Regions from separate parts of the Homo sapiens genome. Here region 2 is linked to region 1. Evidence: chromatin loops called from intact Hi-C (ENCODE). Cell type or tissue: spleen. All regions are shown on one strand. Links, peaks and the distances in the headings refer to the core of each region. The heading gives the core; the rest is flanking DNA. Region 1 overlaps TTF1 (transcription termination factor 1). Region 2 overlaps SETX (senataxin).

Region 1 (10,052 bases), core at 686-8,685:
GAATATGTGTATGCTTCTGTGTATGTGTGTACATGCATGTGGTGTGTGTGAGTGCATGCATGTGGTGAGTGCATGCATGTGGTGTGTGAGTGCATGCATGTGGTGTGAGTGCATGCATGTGGTGTGAGTGCATGTGGTGTGAGTGCATGTGGTGTGTGTGAGTGCATGCGTGTGGTGTGAGTGCATGTGGTGCATGTGAATGCATGTGGTGTGAGTGCATGTGGTGTGTGTGTGAATGCATGTGGTGTGAGTGCATGTGGTGTGTGTGAGTGCATGTGGTGTGTGTGAGTGCATGTGGTGTGAGTGCATGTGGTGTGTGTGAGTGCATGCATGTGGTGTGAGTGCATGCATGTGGTGTGTGTGAGTGCATGTGGTGTGTGTGAATGCATGTGGTGTGTGTGAGTGCATGCATGTGGTGTGAGTGCATGCATGTAGTGTGAGTGCATGTGGTGTGTGTGTGAATGCATGTGGTGAGTGCATGTGGTGTGTGTGAGTGCATGTGGTGTGTGTGTGAATGCATGTGGTGTGAGTGCATGTGGTGCGTGTGAATGCATGTGGTGTGTGTGAGTGCATGTGGTGTGTGAATGCATGTGGTGTGAGTGCATGTGGTGTGTGTGAGTGCATGTGTGTGTGAGTGCATGTGGTGTGAGTGCATGTGGTGCGTGTGAATGCATGTGGTGTGTGTGAGTGCATGTGGTGTGTGTGCATGTGGTGTGAGTGCATGTGGTGTGTGTGAATGCATGTGGTGTGTGTGAATGCATGTGGTGTGAGTGCATGCATGTGGTGTGTGTGAGTGCATGTGGTGTGAGTGCATGTGTGTGTGAGTGCATGTGGTGCGTGTGAATGCATGTGGTGTGAGTGCATGTGGTGTGTGTGAGTGCATGCATGTGGTGTGAGTGCATGTGGTGCGTGTGAATGCATGTGGTGTGAGTGCATGTGGTGTGTGTGTGAATGCATGTGGTGTGTGAGTGCATGTGGTGTGTGTGAGTGCATGTGGTGTGAGTGCATGTGGTGTGTGTGAGTGCATGCATGTGGTGTGTGTGAGTGCATGTGGTGTGTGTGAGTGCATGTGGTGTGTGTGAATGCATGTGGTGTGAGTGCATGTGCGTGTGAATGCATGTGGTGTGTGAGTGCATGCATGTGGTGTGAGTGCATGTGGTGTGTGTGAGTGCATGTGGTGTGTGAATGCATGTGGTGAGTGCATGTGGTGTGTGTGAGTGCATGTGGTGTGTGTGTGAATTCATGTGGTGTGAGTGCATGTGGTGCGTGTGAATGCATGTGGTGTGTGTGAGTGCATGCATGTGGTGTGAGTGCATGTGGTGTGAGTGCATGTGGTGTGTGAATGCATGTGGTGTGAGTGCATGTGGTGTGTGTGAGTGCATGTGGTGTGTGTGAATGCATGTGATGTGAGTGCATGTGGTGGGTGTGAGTGCATGTGGTGTGAGTGCATGTGGTGTGTGAATGCATGTGGTGTGAGTGCATGTGGTGTGTGAATGCATGTGGTGTGAGTGCATGTGGTGTGAGTGCATGTGGTTGGTGTGAGTGCATGTGGTGTGAGTGCATACGTGTGTGAGTGCATGCATGTGGTGTGTGTGAGTGCATGTGGTGTGAGTGCATGTGGTGTGTGTGAGTGCTTGCATGTGGTGTGGTGCACGGGCATGTCATGTGTGCATGTGCTGTGTGCACGAGTGTGTGTGTGTGATGGCAACACCAGCAGGACTCAGTTATTTACAGAGTGGTCGCTAAGTGTCAAGCACCGGGATGACCACACCCTACACGTTCATGCTTCATTTAGGACTTCTGGAAGTCCTGTCAGATAGGGATTATAATCTGCCTGTTTCCACCATTTTGCAGCTGATGAAGCTGAGGCTCTAAGTCCAGTCACCTGCCTAGGTGACTTTCATTACCAGCATGTGGCACCAAATGCCATGTTCTTAGCCATATAAATATTAAGAATACTAACCTGGAAAAGTCTTTTTCTGCCAAAATGGAACATAGACAGCTTTCAGCCTAGAAAATTTAGTTTGAACGTAAGATGGAGGAACATCACTTTAGAAAAGGAAAGAAAAGATAAAAAGCAAGTTAGTTTAAAAATCTATCATTTCAATACAGTGTAGTAAGTACATTTATTCAGGTGAGGTTTATAGTTTTTTTTATCGTAAACATAAGATCATCATACATGTGTGATACAAATATGACACAATTTTTGTGGAATATGGAAAGCTATTGTTTATTTGGTTTAAAAAAATGTAAAGGGGAAAAAGAATCAGTAGTACAGAATGGATTCTATTTAAATTAAGATAACTTGTATCACTAGTCGAGAAGGCAAAGTATAGAAGGCAAAGTATAATGCCGGCTAACGGGCTGATGCTTACCTTGTGCTCAGCCCTGCCCTAAGCACCTTAACTGCAGCAATAAATAATCCTCACGACAACTCAAGGAGGGAGTTACCACTCTCTCCCTCGTGCTGGAGAGACGAGGAAACTGAGGCACAGAGAAGTTGCCCAAGCTCACATGGCTAATCAGGGATAGAGCTGGGACTTCATCAAGTAGTGTGACTCCAGATCCTACCCTCTTAACCATTACACTCAGGACACATACATATTGGTCACAATTCAAAGACAGATGTTCCCTGATGTTTATTTCACAAAGCTAAAAAGAGCAGATGCTTATGAGGTTTTGGTACGTTTTCAATTTACAAAACATTTCAATTTACAATAAGTGGGTCAGAAATTATTCTTAAATTGTATTTTAAAGTAAAAAACCACTAAACTTTTTGGGCACTTTTTCCTAATAAAAGGGGAACATTAAAAAACAATTAACTAATCCAGTTGTTAAAATGATTAGCATGAAGAATTTGATCTGCTAAGTATGTAGAGGTAAAAGATGATCAGATTCTTCCGACCTCTTCATCACAGCAACCACTAGCTGAGGACGTATGTGCCAGGTACCAGACAATGTCTCTTTCTCGCATTATCTTCTTTTTTTTTTTTGGATGGAGTCTCGCTCTGTCACCCAGGCTGGAGTGCAGAGGCACATTCTCAGTTCACTGCAACTTCTGCCTCCAAGGTTCAGGTTGTTCTCCTGGCTCAGCCTCCTGAGTAGCTGGGATTACAGGTGCCCACCACCACGCCCAGCTAAATTTTTGTATTTTTGTATTTTTAGTAAAGATAGGGCTTCACCATGCTGGCCAGACTGGTCTTGAACTCCTGACTTCAGGTGACCCACCTGCTTTGGCCTCCCAAAGTGCTGGGACTACAGGCATGAGCCACTGCACCTGGCCCATTATCTCCTTTAGCCTTCCTGACAGCCTATTAAACCATAATGCAGATGAGGAAACAAAGGCTCAGACAAATAGGGAACAACTGCCCACAGACTTTAAGTGGAGTCCCTGGACTCTATGCCAAATCTGTCTCACTCTGAAACCCCAGCTCTACGGCAGCCTGTGCCTTTTCCCTTCCCATAATGCTGTGCGCCCAACATGCTGCAGACCCAAGCCCATGCTTCAGGAAGCAACAAGAACTGATCTGGACGTTTTAAAACCAAGCAAGTGTTACACCTCATTAGGTGGAGATGCTATCCTTAAATCCTGCCTATATAATTCACAAAGTCTTTAAGAATCTGAGGAGACTGAACCTTCAATATAATTTTTACCATTTTGTTATTAAAACTTTGAGAGTACGTAGTATTTCAAATAGTATTTGACTAGATGCCATAATCTCTATCTTAGAGTTTTGAGATTCGTAAATCTGAAATAGGTAATCAGTTCATCAGTTACCCCCTACCTGGATTTTGTGGGGCCCTTTTATTTATTTTTATTTAATTTATTTTCTTGAGACAGGGTCTCACTCTGTCACCCAGGCTGGAATGCAGTGGCGTGATCTCGGGTCACTGCAACTTCTGGCTCCCAGGCTCAAGCGATCCTCCCACTTCAGCCTCCAGAGTAGCTGGGACAACAGGCATGTGTCACCACGTGCAGCTTAATAATCAGTTTTTAAACATGTAATTTTATTTAAAACCATAAAAACCCATTTTAGTTTTAAAAATCATGTGATCTGAAGAAATGTCACAAAGCATACACAAATTTAATGGAAAAGCTGAATTTTTTTTTTTTTTGAGATGGAGTCTGGCTCTGTGGCCCAGGCTGGAGTGCAGTGACGCAATCTCGGCTCACTGCAACCTCCTCCTCCTGGGTTCAAGCAATTCTGCCTCAGCCTCCCCAGTAGCTGGGATTACAGGTACCTGCTACCACGCCCAGCTAATTTTTGTATTTTAGTAGAGATGGGGTTTCACCATGTTGGGCAGGTTGGTCTCAAACTCCTGACCTCAAGCAATCCACCCGCCTTGGCCTCCCAAAGTGCTGGGATTACAGGCGTGAATCACCACGCCCGGCCGAAAAGTTGAATTTTTAAAAAGTGGTTTGACATTATAAAGGGCTTTGTCAATGTAAGTCGTTCTCAAGATGGGAGCTGGTGGGGTGCACATCAGCGTCACCTCCTTCAAAGCACCTGGCACCCTCCCTGCTTGGGGCCTATGATGCTGAAGAGTGGGCACCCTGCCCCTCAGATGAGCTAGAAAAGAAAAGACTTTGGGACCACGGCATGTATCTGTGAGTCCTGGCAGGGCCTGGACTAAGAATTTCCAATTCTCCACATTCAAGAAGGAAGAGACGGATTGTCCTTTCTTGTTTGGTTATAATCCCAAACCATAAATAACTAACCACCAGAACCAGTTTAAACCCTCCCTAATGGTTCCGCAGAATATTGACTAGAAACAAAACAAAATCTTTCCTAATGGACCAATGGCGACCTCACACCAGTAGCCACACTTCTGGAAGTCAGCCAGGCTGCAGCAGCCTCACCCCACTGTCTACCTTCCAAAACCAAAGGCCAAACAATCCCTCAACATCCCTGCATCTGAAAGTCACTGATCCCCGAGCCCCATGATGCTCGGCAACACGTAGAGGGCCTGTGCTCTGCAGCCCAGCTCTCCCTTGCGTAGCAAGCAGTAAGTTGAGATATCGAGAGTGGTGGGCCCTCCAATCGCAGGAACTGATTAAAATGCAAGAGCTATGTGCAGTGAAGGCTCACAGTGAAGGGAAAGAGAGACAGCTTATAAACACAAGAGCCATGTTCAATCTCACTTCTCACATGAGAAATGCAAATGAAAACCACAAGGAAACTGACAGAAGCTTAAAGAGGAACAGGATCTTTATATAGTCTTAAAATGTCTTCCCACAGCCATTTCTTACCACCAAAGGAAGAACCAGTATTTTTATACAGTGGGGAAAAGAGGCAGATGCTGCCTTAGCTAAATAATAAAAAAAAGTCAAAACGAGAATTATGTACCTTGTGACGTAATGCAGTGATAGCAAACATCAGGAATATGCTGTACTCCTGCCCGAAGGACACAGCCTGAATCTCCTCAAGAGGAAATACCAGACAAGTGCCAACTGCGGACATTCTACAAAACACCTAGCCTGTATTCCTCCAAAATTTCACTACCATCAACAGCAAAGATGGACGATCTTCATAGATTAAAAGACAGTAAGGAAGGCCGGGCATGGTGGCTCACGTCTGTAATCCCAGCACTTTGAGAGGGATTAAGGCCAGGAGTTCAAGCATAGCCTGGGCAACATGGCAAAACCCCATCTCTACTAAAAATACAAAAAAAAAAAAAAAAAAAAAAAGTCAGGTGTGGTGGCTCACGCCTGTAATCTCAGCAATTTGGGAGGCTGAGGTGGGTGGATCACTTGAGGTAAGGAGTTTGAGACCAGCCTGGCCAACATGGTGAAACCTTGTCTCTATTAAAAATACAAAAATTAGCCAGGTATGGTGGCAGGTACCTGTAATCCCAGCTATTCAGAGGCTGAGACAGGAGAACTGCTTGAACCCGGAAGGTGGAGGTTGCAGGGAACCGAGATCACGCTGTTGCACTCCAGCCTGGGCAACAAGAGTGAAAATCCGTCTCAAAAAAAAAAAAATTAACTAATTAAAAAAAAAACTAGCCAGGCAGGGTGGTGCATGCCTCTAATTCCAGCTATTTAGGTGGCTGAGGCACAAGAATTGCTTGAACCTGGGAGGCAGAGGGTGCAGTGAGCTGAGATCACACCATTGTAACTCCAGCCTGGGCAACAGAGTAAGACTCTTGTCTTCAAAAAAAAAAAAAAAAAGGACACTAAGGAAATGGAACAATTATTAAAGGGGGAAAATGCTATCAAGGACATTACTGGGACAACTGGTGAAATCTGAATGTGGACTATGTTTTAGAGGGTGTACTATATCAATGTGAAACTTCCTGATTCTCGATTGTACTATGGTTATGTAAAATAACATCCTTGCTTGGGAAGTGGTATCTGCCACTAACTCTTGAATGGTTATGGGAAAAACCGTATTCCCTTGGAGGAGGGAGAGAGGGATGATAAAGTGAACGTAGCAGAATGTTCAGAAGAGGCGACTATGGGTAAAGGGGATGCGGGGTTCTTTCTGTTACTCTTGCAACTTGTTTAGCTTTTTGAAGCCTTTAAGAGACTTTGCATACATTTCATTTGCCTTTCTTGGGTGTCTTCGGTGGCAGGTGGGCTGGAGGGAGGGCTGGTCTGATTTATTTGGTCCAGAGCACAGAGACTGGAAGTCTCGAATAAACACACACATTGCAGCTTTCCTGTTCTGTGGCGCTGGCACACCACCCTGCAACCACGCAGTGTTTCCTCACCCAAGACTGTATCTTGGCGCTTTCTTTGCCCCACCACCGAGGGGCTTTCTCATGATTTTTTGTAGCTATAAAGAATGTCACTATATGGGTAAAATACATATATAGCCAGTCCCCTATTAACAGGCCTTTTGCAGTCAGTTACTCTGTATACAAGTCATTTCATGTATGTGTGAAGTTGTTTTGTAGAATGTATTTCTAGAAATGGAATTACTAGAATTATTTGAATTTTGAATGGTACTAAGGCTGCAAAGTATGTAAAATTTACCAAAACAGATAACAGTAATTGGAGGGAGTGAATGTAGATGTTTAATAAGGACGGCTGGATTTTGACAGTTGCTGAACTGGGGTGATGGGTACATGAAGCTTCATTTATTTTGTATCTGTCTAAAATTTTCCTAATAAAGTTTCTGAAAAAAATAATTGGGCATTGCTAATAAAGCAGTACTTAGAAGAAAACATATGGCCTTAAATGTATATTACAAAGAAAGAAAAATGGAAAATGAGCTAAGAACCCATCTCAAGAAGTTGAAGAACAGCAGCAAAATAAACTCAAAGAGAGCTGAAGGGAGGGCGTGATAAAGAGCTGACATTAGAATAATCACAAGATAGGGTCAACGCAATCAAAGCTGGTGCTTTGAAAAGACAATCTCTGGTAACTCCTATTCAAGCAGTAACAAAAGAGAGTAGGTATAAATAGCCAACATTAGCCATCAGAACATCACTCAGATCCTGCAGACATTTTGCATAAACCATCTACGGAAAATAGATACTGGTTTCCTGTAGGGCTACGCGTGGCTGGTGAGTGGTAAGGGGACACTTTTCACTGTGTTTCCTTTCAGGTTTCTTTCTTTCTTTCTTTTCTTTTGAGATGGAGTCTTGCTCTGTTGCCCAGGCTGGAGTGCAATGGCATGATCTCGGCTTACTGCAACCTCCGCCTCCTGGGTTCAAGCGATTCTCCTGCCTCAGCCTCCTGAGTAGCTGGGACTACAGGCACCTGCCATCATGCCTGGCTAATTTTTGTATTTTTGTAGAGACGGAGTTGAACCATGTTGGCCAGGCTGGTCTTGAACTCCTGACCTCAGGTGATCTGCCCACCTTGGCCTCCCAAAGTGCTGGGATTACAGGCAAGAGCCACCGTGCCCAGCCTACGTTTCTTTAATTCTGGACTACGTAATCTATTACCTATTCCAGAAAAACAGCAAAATCAAACTGAACAGTCAAGTCCTTTTTCCTTATGGGTGGGGCATGATATTCAGTTCTGTATTTGAATTGTTACACACAACTAAAACGTTCTAACTGGGAACCGACCAAGTCATTTAACCAGCGCTAAAGCACGGGGTCTCGGCAGGGTAACACATCTGAGTCACCTGGAGCTCTGAACAATCCTGACAGCCAGACCCCACACCAGACCAATCCCATTCATGCGAAGCCAGACCCCACACCAGACCAATCCCATTCACGTGGCACTGGTATTTTTTAAAAGTTCCCCAGATGATTTTGAAGTGAGAGCTGGGCTGAAAACCAGAGAATTGCTAGTGTTTACAAAGTTCCAAATTGGGTACACAAAGGTAACTGGAACTCCTGGATGTCTGGAGCGTGTGCTGAGTTGTCAACTGTCTGAAGTCCCCTGAGGCGTGGGAGTCTGGCCTGCACACGCACCCAGCCCATCGCTGCCGTCATTTTACTCACTGTTCTGGGCCACCTGGTCCCTTTCCAGTCCCTTGAATGTGCCCAGCCAGTGCTGGCTCAAGGTGTCCGCATTCACTACTCTCTGTCCGAACATCTTCAGTCTCATCCCCGCATGGCTACCCTGCCACCGCTTCTGCTTCCATAGTCTTCCCTAACCACTCTATCTGATTGCCCCCGACGTCCCTTCTACTCTATTTTTGTTTTCTTTTTGGTACCATGCTATCTGAAATGAGCTTATTTGTTTACAGTCTCTTCCCAGAACTAAATGTGAGTTCCTACTCTGTGCCTGGTATACAGAAGGTAGTCAATAATTATTATTAGTTTGATATCGTTATCATCAATGTAGTTTTTAGGTTAATTCTATACTATACAAAACTTGGCATTTGTGTCAGCAGAATGGATGCTCTACCAGGCAAGGAACTTGTCTTTTGTTCAATGCTGTATCCCCAGAGCCTAGAAAAATGCCTGGCATATAGGCACCTCGTATTTGGTGGGTGAAGAGTAATTCTGAGCCTTTGATTTTTCAATAATTGGAATTGATAAAAGGTATGTACTGGGAAAATTCACTTCATTGTTACTAAAGTACCTATAATATCACCTCCAATGCCTGCCAAGGTCAACTCGACTGTATGGTAATACTTCCTTACACGATTATTTTTCCACTGGAAAACTGAAATAGGAGGGAGGTGGGTGGGCCATAGGTATTATGCTCTAGCTAAAATCTGTAATCACAAAACACCTGAGGCGTGATGATCTATGTGACACTAAAAAAAGGGAAGAAAAATGAAAAACATATCCAACTAGTGATGTATTTAGTGTCATGAAAACCTGATCTACCTAGCAGCTCAGAGCCTTTACGTATACACTGCTCCTAAAATTACAGTTTCCTCTGCACTAACAAATTGGTTTCCTAGCAAATACACTGAATTTTAACCACCACTTATACAAAATTCCAAATGCAGCATCATTATCAGCCCTGTAAGATGATAGGGAGTTATTGTATTTATTAAGTCATCTCTATATTTTAATTAGTTTAATATTAAACAAATGGTCTTACCCTATGGCACTAGCAAGATCTTCCCAGTCTATTTCATTAGTATCTTCCACATTTATTTCATACAACCTGTGAGAAAAAATAAAAATTAAATTTTCAAGCAAAAATAATCATGATAGCCATCTTCATGGACGCGTGGAGTGCTGAGAGCTGGAAGGTATGTGCGCTTTCGCCGCATTCCAGCTCCCTCGTTACACATGCACAGTGAGCTCAGCATCCCAGCCCAAGGTTAATCCAGGTCAGTCAGTTGGTGGGCTACAGAGATGGGCTGAAAAGACCTCTTTCCTCTTTCTGAGCCCTTTGTTTCTCTCAACAAACCATGTTGCTTTCTCACAGTAAAAAACACCACCTCATCATTCAACATAGACACACAGTAAGAGGACATCTGTACTATGTGACAGACACTGTGAAGGTCTTTTTTTTGATACAGGGTCTCGCTCTGTCACCCTGGCTGGACTGCAGTGGCGTGATCGTGGCTCACTGCAGCCTCGACCACCTGGACTCAGGCAACTCTCCCACCTCAGCCTCTCAAGAAGCTGGAACCATAAGCACGTGGCACCATGCCCGGCTAATTTTTTAGATTTTTTGTAGGGAT
Region 2 (10,052 bases), core at 1,638-9,637, 57 kb before region 1:
CTGGCTTCAGCAATGTCACTCCCAAAAGAGAGGGCCATTAGCCCGTGATCATTTGACATCAAGTAAACAGCATCACAATCTAACCAGATGCTTAAGCCAAAAACTTCAGAATCATCCTCCCTTCTTAACTCCCACATCAGTTCTATCACCAAGTCTTCTAAGTACTCTCTCCAAAATTTACCCCCAATATATTGAATTCCTCTCCATTTCTACAGCTCCCACCCAAATCAAGCCACCATCACCTTTCTCCTGGGCTACTATAGTAGCCCCTTGACTGGTCAACTGCATTTATGCTTACCTTTCTAAAGATTACTCTCCACAGCAACAGCAAATGGTGTGTAAAAAACGTAAACTGGTTACTATTACTATTCCCCCAGTCTAAATGACCAACCAAATAAAAATCTTTCAGTACCTTCTCACTGAACTGAGAATGAAATATCAACCTGCAGCTTACAGCGCTGTATCTGGCTCTCATTTCTCCAATCTTATTTCATTTCTCTTTACCCCTTATCAGCTACTTCACTTCGGCCATACCAGCCTAATCTCTTTCTTCGTTAAGACTCAGTTCCCATCTCATGGCATTACATTCTTGACATTCCACCCCACCTCCTGAACAATACTTTCTTCTTCTGGATGTCAGCCAGGTCTCAAGAGCAGCCTCCCAATATTGCCACTCACAACAATTCATCATTTCTGCCTATTTGTTTCCTTCACAGAACTGATTACAATCTGAAATTAGCCAAAGCATCCATAGCCATACCACCCTAAATTCACCCAATCTTGTCTGAAATTAGCCACAGAAATAGAGCCATCTCCCTACTGGGCACTGAGAATCCAAGTTAGTGCCTAATGGTACTAAGTTAGTGTCTAAGGGTACTCCTTGCCTGCCTGCTCCCTGTCCATGCAACCTACAATGACCTCTACACAGGAGAGGCAACAGTAGAGGACTGCAGATAACAGAAAGCATATCTAAGTTTTAAAATAAAAGAGCATTTGCCACAACTGACTGCAAAAAATTGGCCCCTGGCAAAACAGTGCACATGTATCCAATTAACACTTTTATGTGTTAAATACAAGGATTAAAAAAAAAATTCTTCTTCCCGTCACATCAATATACAAAAGACTCATTTCTAAAAGTTGAATCTGTTCTCATTTGTCTTTCGTAAGAGATAATTCTACGTAATGTCACTACATTCCACTTGCAATAAAACATAACCAAATAATTAAATCTATGTTTCAGGTTCTAAATAGGATATAAACCAAATTTGGTAACCCCAAAAAAAAAGTCTAGGCCGGGCGCAGTGGCTCACGCCTGTAATCCCAGCACTTTGGGAGGCTGAGGCGAGCAGATCACAAGGTCAGAAGATTGAGACCATCCTGGCTAACACAGTGAAACCCCGTCGCTACTAAAAATACAAAAACAAAAATTAGCCAGACGTGGTGCCGGACGCCTGATGGCGGGCGCCTGTAATCCCAGCTACTCGGGAGGTTGAGGAGGGAAAATGGTGTGAACCCGGGAGGCAGAGCTTGCAGTGAGCCAAGATCGCACCACTGCACTCCAGCCTGAGCAACAGAGCGAGACTCCAACTCAAAAAAAAAAAAAAAAAAAAAAAAACTAAACAAGGCACCTTAATACCACCAATAATTATTGGCCTGTATAAACCAGAAATGCTTAAATAAGACGGTTGAAATCGTATGGTTAAAAAGAAAGGTGTAACTTCAAAGTAGATTGAACACACACCATTTCCTTCCCTCCTGAAACCCCACTAAAACACCAAAGAGATTTTAAAAAACAGCATTGACCAATTAGAACAAAAAGGACAGAAGAGGAGACAACAGTAACCACACTTTGGAAGCTGCAAAGCAGAGGGATGAATGGAACTAACTCAGCAAGCCCAAGAACGTGAACTCCAACTGGGAAGCAACAGCTCTCTCTAGAAGGATGGCTGGAGGGCAACTGTTCCTCCCTGGTCCCAGCAAAAAATGACAAGAGATTTTGTCTCTAGAGAGGATAAGCAGTCTCTGACCTTGAGGACAGCAAGGATGAGGATGAGATAGTAGTAAATGTTTACACACTGAATGCTCCAACACCTCTCCTCCGTCCCCCACTCCTACCCAGCCCTCTTCCCACACTCAGCTCCCTGCCACGCCTACATTTCCCAGGTAAAATATGTGACGATTCTTTTTTGGGAACTGAGACCTGACAGGAAAAATAAAGACTAAAGACATTGGGAGGCCGGGCGCGGTGGCTCACGCCTGTAATCCCAGCACTTTGGGAGGCCAAGGCGGGTGGATCACCTGAGGTCAGGAGTTTGAGACCAGCCTGACCAATATGGCAAAACCCCACCTCTACTAAAAACACAAAACTTAGGGCTGGGCGCGGTAGCTCACACCTGTAATCCCAGCACTTTGGAAGGCCGAGGTGGGTGGATCAAGATGTCAGGAGATCGAGACCATCCTGGCCAACATGGTGAAACCCCGTCTCTACTAAAAAATACAAAAAATTAGCCAGGCATGGTGGCAGGCACCTATAGTCCCAGCTACTTGGGAGGCTGAGGCAGGAGAATGGCATGAACCCAGGAGGCGGAGCTTGCAGTGAGCTGAGATCATGCCACTGCACTCCAGCCTGGGCAACAGAGCGATACTGTCTCAAAAAAAAAAAAAAAAAAACTACAAAAAAAAAAACCCACAAAAATTAGCCGGGTGTGGTGGTGTGCACCTGTAGTCCCAGCTACTCAGGAGGCTGAGACAGGAGAAATGCTTGAACCCAAGAGGCAGAGGTTGCGGTGAGCCGAGATCGTGCCACTGCACTCCAGCCTGGGCAACAGAGTGAGACTCCGTCTGAAGAAAAAAGAAAAAGAAAAAGAAAAAAAGACATTGATTGACATAATGGTGGGGTGGGGCTTCCTAATGAAGTGCCAATGGTCAACAAGCCCACCCTTTCACTCAGAGCTTCTGGTGTTTTCATCTTTTATATATATAACAAAATACAGATTATAACTGCACCTAAGCACAAAACCTTACCATGAAGAATGAAACTAATGCTGGGTTTTACCCTGCTATGGCGCCCTTCAGATCACGTTTGCCTTCCAGAGTGCAACCATAAAGAGGCTCGTTTTTGTAAAAGTATCTGAAGATTTCATGTTTTCCTAGGCATCTTTTTTAACCTATTGCTAATCAAATTTATTCTCTTTTTAAAGTAATATTTTTTAAATGGAGACGGTATTTCATACAACATAAAACTCACCATTTTAAAGTGTACGTCTCAGTGGTTTTTAGTACTATGGTTTTATTTACTATGCTGTGCAACCATCACCACTACCTAATTCCGCACCATTTCCATCACCCCAAAAGAAACACTGTACCTATCAGCAATCCCAATTCCCCCCTCCTTCCTTCCCCTGACTACTACTCATCTTTCTGTCTCTACAGATTTGCCTATTCTGGACAATACATATGAACGGAATCATATAATATGTGACCTTCTGTCCCTGACTTATTTCACTTAGCACAATGTTTTCAAGGTTCATTAGTGAACACAGATCTTCACTTCTTTTTATGGCTGAATAATATTCCATTCATTGTATGAACAGACCTGTTTATCCATTCATCAACTGACACACATTTGGGTTGTTTCCACTTTTTGGCTACCATGAATAATGTTCCAATCTACTCTTTAGTTTCCTGTTCTTAAATGTGAGTAGACCACCAGAAATCATTACCACCTGAAAAAAGGAATTAACAGAAAGGACTATAAACACTAAAATGAACAGGAAAAACCAACTGGGGAAACACGAACCATGCAAAAAGAGAAAAACTTTTAGCTAACTTTAAAATTATCATAAACTTTAGCTAATAAAAAATACCACATCCATGAAATAGAATAAAGGACTATTCAGAGAACAAGAGTTCCAGGAAACTAAAAATACGCTAAAAAGGATTCAACGGACTTAGGAGAAAAGTTGAGGTGGCCTCCAAGAAAGGATAACAAAAAGAAAATGAGATGAAAGATAGAAAAAATTAAAGAAAATGAGAAGATTAAAGAAATTCTAAGACATGCAAGATTTCAAAAATGTACCTCTCATATATCCTCTTCTCTGGAAGCCTGAAGGACAGGCCTCGCTAACATGAGTAACCAAGAAAGATGACGGGGGTGGAGGAGATACAGACCCAACCCAAGGATAAGGACTACTATTTCAGGAATATCATCATGCACCACACACAGAACAAATTTATAGATTAACTAACGTACCTGATCATGAGCGATTTAAACATTCAAGAAAAGACATCCTGGCATTAATTTAGTGATAAGTAGAAAATTAAATAAACATATAAAACAATAAATCCAAGGAAAACACAGAGTTTGGAAGGAAATGGAAAGGCAATTACAGCATACTACATGGCTTAGCTGAAGATATCTTTCACATAGTCAAAATAACAAAAATGGATCTAAAAATTTCAAGACAATCCCATAATGAGGGTGAGGGAACAGGAAGAGTGTGTGCAAGGGTTGGGCTGGAAATGGGGGTAGTTCCTGAAGCAGGAAACAGAAACGCCTAAAACTGAAAAATCAAGGAGTTACAATATGGACATGTTATTCAGAAATATGGAAGGAAGGCCAGGCGGGATGGCTCACGCCTGTAATCGTAGCACTTTGAGAGGCAAAGGCAGGTGGATCACTTGAGCCCAGTAGTTTGAGACCAGCCTAGGCAACATGGGAAAAACTCTGCCTCTACTAAAAATACAAAAATTAGCTGGACATTATGGTGTGAGCCTGTAGTCCCAGTTATTCAAGAGGCTGTGGTGGAAGGACTACCAGAGGCCAAGAGGTTGAGGCTGCAGTGAGCCATAATTGTGCCACTGTACTCCAGCCTGGGGGACAGGAGTGAGACCCTGTCTCCAAAAAAGAAAAAAAAAAGATAAAAATGGAAAGAAATTTCCAAAGGACTCATTAAGAATAGAAAATAGTTACTTGAGGGGATGAGGGGTGCCTGATGTTCTTTATAATGGGCCAGATAGAAATCTTTGACTATTTTAAACTCTGTATATGTACAAATGGAACTTGTGCTCATTCTGTTTTTAAAAAGCTGAGACTACAAAAATGTCCTGAAGGAAATAAATCTTAATAAATATCTTTTAACTCAGGAAATGAAAGTAAGTGTCTACCCTTCATAGGGTTATGAATGGCTTCTAAGCAATTTAGTGCTTTCCAGCGAAAATAAAGCAACTCCTGCTAAAACAAAAGTACCTTAGGAAAAAAAAATAATAAAGCAACTCTCAAAAATGGCTAAAATTTGAGGTACGAATTGATCAAAAGATTTAACATAAAGTACATTGATGAAGATACGTTCACTCAAGCTTTATAAAAGCCATTTATCTTGCCATGTACAGTGTTAACAACTCACTTCTCTTCTTTTGTAGTAGACTTGTCCCTTTGTACATTACACTTCCTTCCCCAACACTCCAATCTTGTTACCAGACTGTCTTTGCACTCCACTCTGCCTGTAACATACTTCCCACAGTTAACTCCTAGTCACTTGGGTCTCAGTGTAAATATCATCTGCTCATAGAGGTTATCTGATCTCTCCAGAAAGTGCCCTGTCCCCTTTGTTCTAGATCATACTAGAGTCCTTATCTCAATCCCAAATGGTCACTTCCAGAGAGCAGAGACCTCACACCTGTCTTGTTCACCACTTTATCTCCCATGCTTGTAAGAGCACTTGGCACATACTAGGCACTCAAATATCTATCAAGCTAATGAACCATGACTATTTACCTCAACATTGTTGGTTTTAAGAGTATTACTGTATACACGAAAGTTTCTTTTGAGGATTAACTAAAAATTTGCTCCCACTTCTTACCTGCCTTGAAAACACACACACAAAAATCCTTCTAAACGCAGTTGAATGCTTACACTAAAGAATTATTTGATGTTTTTCTCAAATTTTAACGGGAATCTTATCGTTTGTCAACTCTACTTGAGTAAGGAGGAGAGAAGAACCAGAATAGGATGTGCTGGGGTTGGGGAGGCTGTTACACAGAGCAGCTGCTGTGATGAGTAAGAAACTGGCGGCCAGACGCAGTGGCTCACGCCTGTAATCCCAGCACTTTGGGAGGCCAAGGCGGGCAGATCACAAGGTCAGGAGATTGAGACCATCCTGGCTAACATGGTGAAACCCCATCTCTACTAAAAATACAAAAAATTAGCCGGCCGTGGTGGCGAGAGCCTATAGTCTCAGCTACTCGGGAGGCTGAGGCAGGAGAACAGCCTGAACCCGGGAGGCAGAGCTTGCAGTGAGCCGAGATTGCACCACTGCACTCCAGCCTGGGCGACAGAGCGAGACTCGTCTCAAAAAAAAGAAAAAAGAAAAAAGAAAGAAAGAAACTGGGAAGTCTGACGTGTAGGGAAATTTAGGATTCATTACTTTGTGTTCAATGTAATTCACCCTTTGCCACCTCCTCAAGAAAACTACAGCAGAGGTCTCTTACTTAAAAACAAAACAAATGCACATGGGAAACTATCTCCTCTGAGAAGTCTTCCTTTACCCGTGCGTCAATAAACATTTCCTTCTGTGTTACCTCTGCACTTGGTATATTAGCACCCTGAGTTGTGTCTATCAGCTCCAAGGAGCAGAGTTTCCAGCCAGGCACAGTGGCTCATGCCCGTAATCCCAGCACTTTGGGAGGCCGAGGCTGGTGGATCACCTGAGGTCAGAATCAGAAGTTCAAGACCAGCCTGACCAACATGGTGAAACCCCTTCTCTACTAAAAATACAAAATTAGTGAGGCCTGGTGGCGCAGGCCTGTAATCTCAGCTACTTGGGAGGCTGAGGCAGGAGAATCACTTGAACCTGGGAGGCAGAAGGTTGCAGTGAGCAAAGATCGCACCATTGCACTCCAGCCTGGGCAGCAAGAGCAAAACTCCACCTAAAAAAAAAAAAAAAAAAAAGTGTTTCCTCTGTATTGCCAGTATCTAAAACAGTGGCTGGCACAAATGTCTGTTCAACATGAAATCTAAAACCAGTATCTAAATCGAAACGGTCAATTTTAATTTAACTATACTTTTTTTTGTTTTTTCTTTTGAGACAGAGTCTCACTCTGCCGCCCAGGTTGGAGTGCAGTGGCGCGACCTCGGCTCACTGCAACCTCCGCCTCCTGGGTTTAAGCAATTCTCTGCCTCAGCCTCCCGAGTAGCTGGGATTACAGGTGCCCGCAACCACGCCTGGCTGATTTTTTGAACTATACTCTCATTTTCACTCAGCAAGGTAAAGAGGTAACTTGAAAAGTTTGGAGAGGCATACAAATGAAACACATACTTACTGTTTCAAAAGTATTCAATACCATCAAAGGGAAAAAAACATTAAAATAATCTCCATAATTGTGAAATCTGACAGGCACAGGTCTTGAGATGGACTGACAAAGACTTGCAGGGGGCCCACACTGACCAAAGTTCAAAAACATTTCATATTTCCATTTTAAGACCTCTTTAACGAAGGTGTCAGAGACAGACTGTGATGACAAAAGAATGTTTACTGGAGAGGAAGATGGAAAATATTTGCTTTCACCAAATGGAACTTTGCAACCTTGCCTGTTGGAATTATTCGGAGACTGAGGATGAAGAACATTGCACGAATTCTTCATTTCACCAACTGGCTTCTGAGCTATGAGGGGAACTGGCTGTGGTACTTTCAAAATCGACTGTATCCCCTTTGACTTATTTTTTAGAGACGGTGAAAGTGCTGAAGAAGTTTCCAAAGATTTAGAAAGACCAGCAATTCGTGAAGTACTCTTTGAGCTAAAAATCTTAGTGGTAGGTCTCAAAGGTTTAGATGCAGGAGGAGGCAAGCCAGGTTTACGAAATACATCTTCATCTGCTGCTTTCACTTCAGAGTGTTTTGGGCAGTATTCACCCTGGTTTTTTGTGGTTTCAAGACAATCTTTGTACTTACACTTTGTGCCACTCAAAGATTCCAACTGAGGCCGACTTACAGAATCTTCTTCAACCTCAACTGTATCTTTTCCATGAATTAGTTCAATGAGTTTATAATTGTCATTCTCCATTTGTGAACATAAATCCATATCTTCAGGATCATTTTGGGTTAAAAATAAGTTATCTTCCTCTGCATCACTGCTGGAGTCAGGCTCTCCTTCTTTCAAAGCTGCCATCTCTATATGACGTGCTGTTGGATCACCTCCACCCAGAGGGTCTTCTGAAGTGGAGACAATTACTTCATTTGTTGGTACTGTTCCATTTAACACTACAGAATCACACTGGTTCAAAGGGCAAGCATCATCAGTTGCTGGAGACCCATGTTTTGCTTTTATGGTTTCTGGTTCAGAAGGCATGCATTTTATTAACTGTTTTCTGTTACTGTTGGCAAGTACCTCAGTTCCTCCTGTACAATTATAATCTGACCTATCAGATTCTGGTACAAATATGTCAGAATTCTGTGCTGTATGTGACCCTGCTCTTTTAACATCTGTACTTTCACAATCAGAAAGTCTTCGTCTATTTTTTTGTGATTTGGGTCTGATCTGCCTTTGCATCTGAAGTTCTTGACTAGTCAGAAGTTTCTTATTATTTCTGACAGACAGGTTCTGAGGAGAAATTAATTTAGTCTTTTTTCGGGTATCAACTACTCCAACAGTTTTGCCATGATCACGTAATTGAGCTACATAATCCAAAGACCGCTGGGACAACTCATATGCCTTACGAGGACCCTTTTTCAGGCCAAGTTTCTCAGCTGTTGAAGTTGGCTCAGGACACTGACGAAATTTCTTTGGCGGCACTATAGCAGGAGTTGTTCTACAACTTAGGTAATTTGAACTTCTATTCTGTCCTTTTTTGGCATCTGAATGAGTTTTCTTAGGGGTCTTAGAAACTGGAACTTTCCTGATGGGTTCTGTACAAGTACAAAGCTTTGAAGACTTCTTTTGTGAAACCGTAGTGGCTCTCTGAATACGTGAATTGGGAGTTGAAGTCCTTCTATCAATACTTTTAAAATCATTTCCCACAAGATCTCTCTTATTAGTATCAGACTGGCCCTCATTTCTGACAGAAGATGAAGGCCTCACAGGATCTTCAGCCATTGGTTTTTCAGATCGTTTTCTCTTAGGCTTTTTTACTTCAATTTCACAAAATTCTTCAACAGAAATACTCCGTGGTCTTGTGTGTTCTTCAATGCCCTCTGCTCCTTTTTTAACAACTTCAGATACATAATCTGTACAACCCTGACCATTTGTAGTATTGGCTATAGGAGCCAAACATTTTTTCTCACCATCTTGAACTGAATTATTATCGTCTGGATGATCTTGCCAAACTGAAAACACTTCAGATGAACTTTCAAACTCAAAACACTGAGAATCAGATTCCTCAAACTGAAAAAGAGTCTCTGTCTTTTCTTCCTTTACTGGATTCTTTTCCTCCTTACTATTAACTGTTGAAACGTGCTGCTCTGGATGTTCCCTCTCAAGGCATATTTTGTCCTGTTTAGTGAGTTTCTCAAGACTCAGGATTCTTTCATCATCATCATCATCAGAATCTGAAATAATAATAACCTGTCCACGGGAGGTATCTCCAACATTATTTTGGTTAGCTGTGAAACATCTTTTATCTTCTTTTACTTTCCTTTGCAGCTGCGATGAGTTCTGAGGTGAATCGGATGGGAACGTAATAACACTGGCTTGAGCTAGTAAAGATAATTTGTGAAGGTCTCTGTCTATCTGAGAATCCGTTAAGGTGTCAGATTTAGGACTGATGTCAGGGGCCTGTTCTCTTGTCAAGTTAGAATAAATCACACTGGTACTATTACTCATCTCCTCATCTCTTGATTCAGGTACAGTCATAAGATCTTTAAAGGGAGATGATTTCTTCTCTGAAGCATTGGTCATTTCTGTAAAAGGGATCAATTCTTTACCATCAACATGAAATTCCTGTATTTTACAATTGTTTTCATGGAAAGAGAAAATAACTAATTCTTCATTCTTTAATTGTTTCTCTTTTGGCAATACATTGTTTTGAGATTTTTGTTCTCCATTCTTATCATCCAGAA

Evidence for each region. Peaks named below come from ENCODE experiments on the same cell type or tissue, not always from the same donor. Only the 100,000 strongest peaks of a DNase experiment are listed, where the experiment ranks them.
Region 2: a loop joins it to region 1, with 8 times the contacts of the local background. A loop is called at or near these places in 4 of 110 quality-filtered maps.

The regions. Positions count from the first base shown.
Region 1 is chr9:132,377,096-132,387,147 of GRCh38, forward strand. TTF1 (transcription termination factor 1) reads right to left here. Exons shown (of 11, transcript NM_007344.4): 9 at 9,461-9,526; 10 at 1,964-2,049. Among named protein-coding and RNA genes, the nearest start is that of TTF1, 25 kb to the right of the region's middle. RefSeq lists enhancers at 5,166-5,325, 6,743-6,792. In spleen, for the core only: no CTCF peak of the experiment used is centred there; DNase peaks (open chromatin) are centred at 4,996, 6,643 and 7,516; H3K4me3 peaks cover 1,908 bases; H3K27ac peaks cover 5,511 bases.
Region 2 is chr9:132,319,004-132,329,055 of GRCh38, forward strand. SETX (senataxin) reads right to left here. Exons shown (of 26, transcript NM_015046.7): 10 at 7,321-10,052. Among named protein-coding and RNA genes, the nearest start is that of SETX, 31 kb to the right of the region's middle. In spleen, for the core only: no CTCF peak of the experiment used is centred there; no DNase peak of the experiment used is centred there; H3K27ac peaks cover 1,036 bases.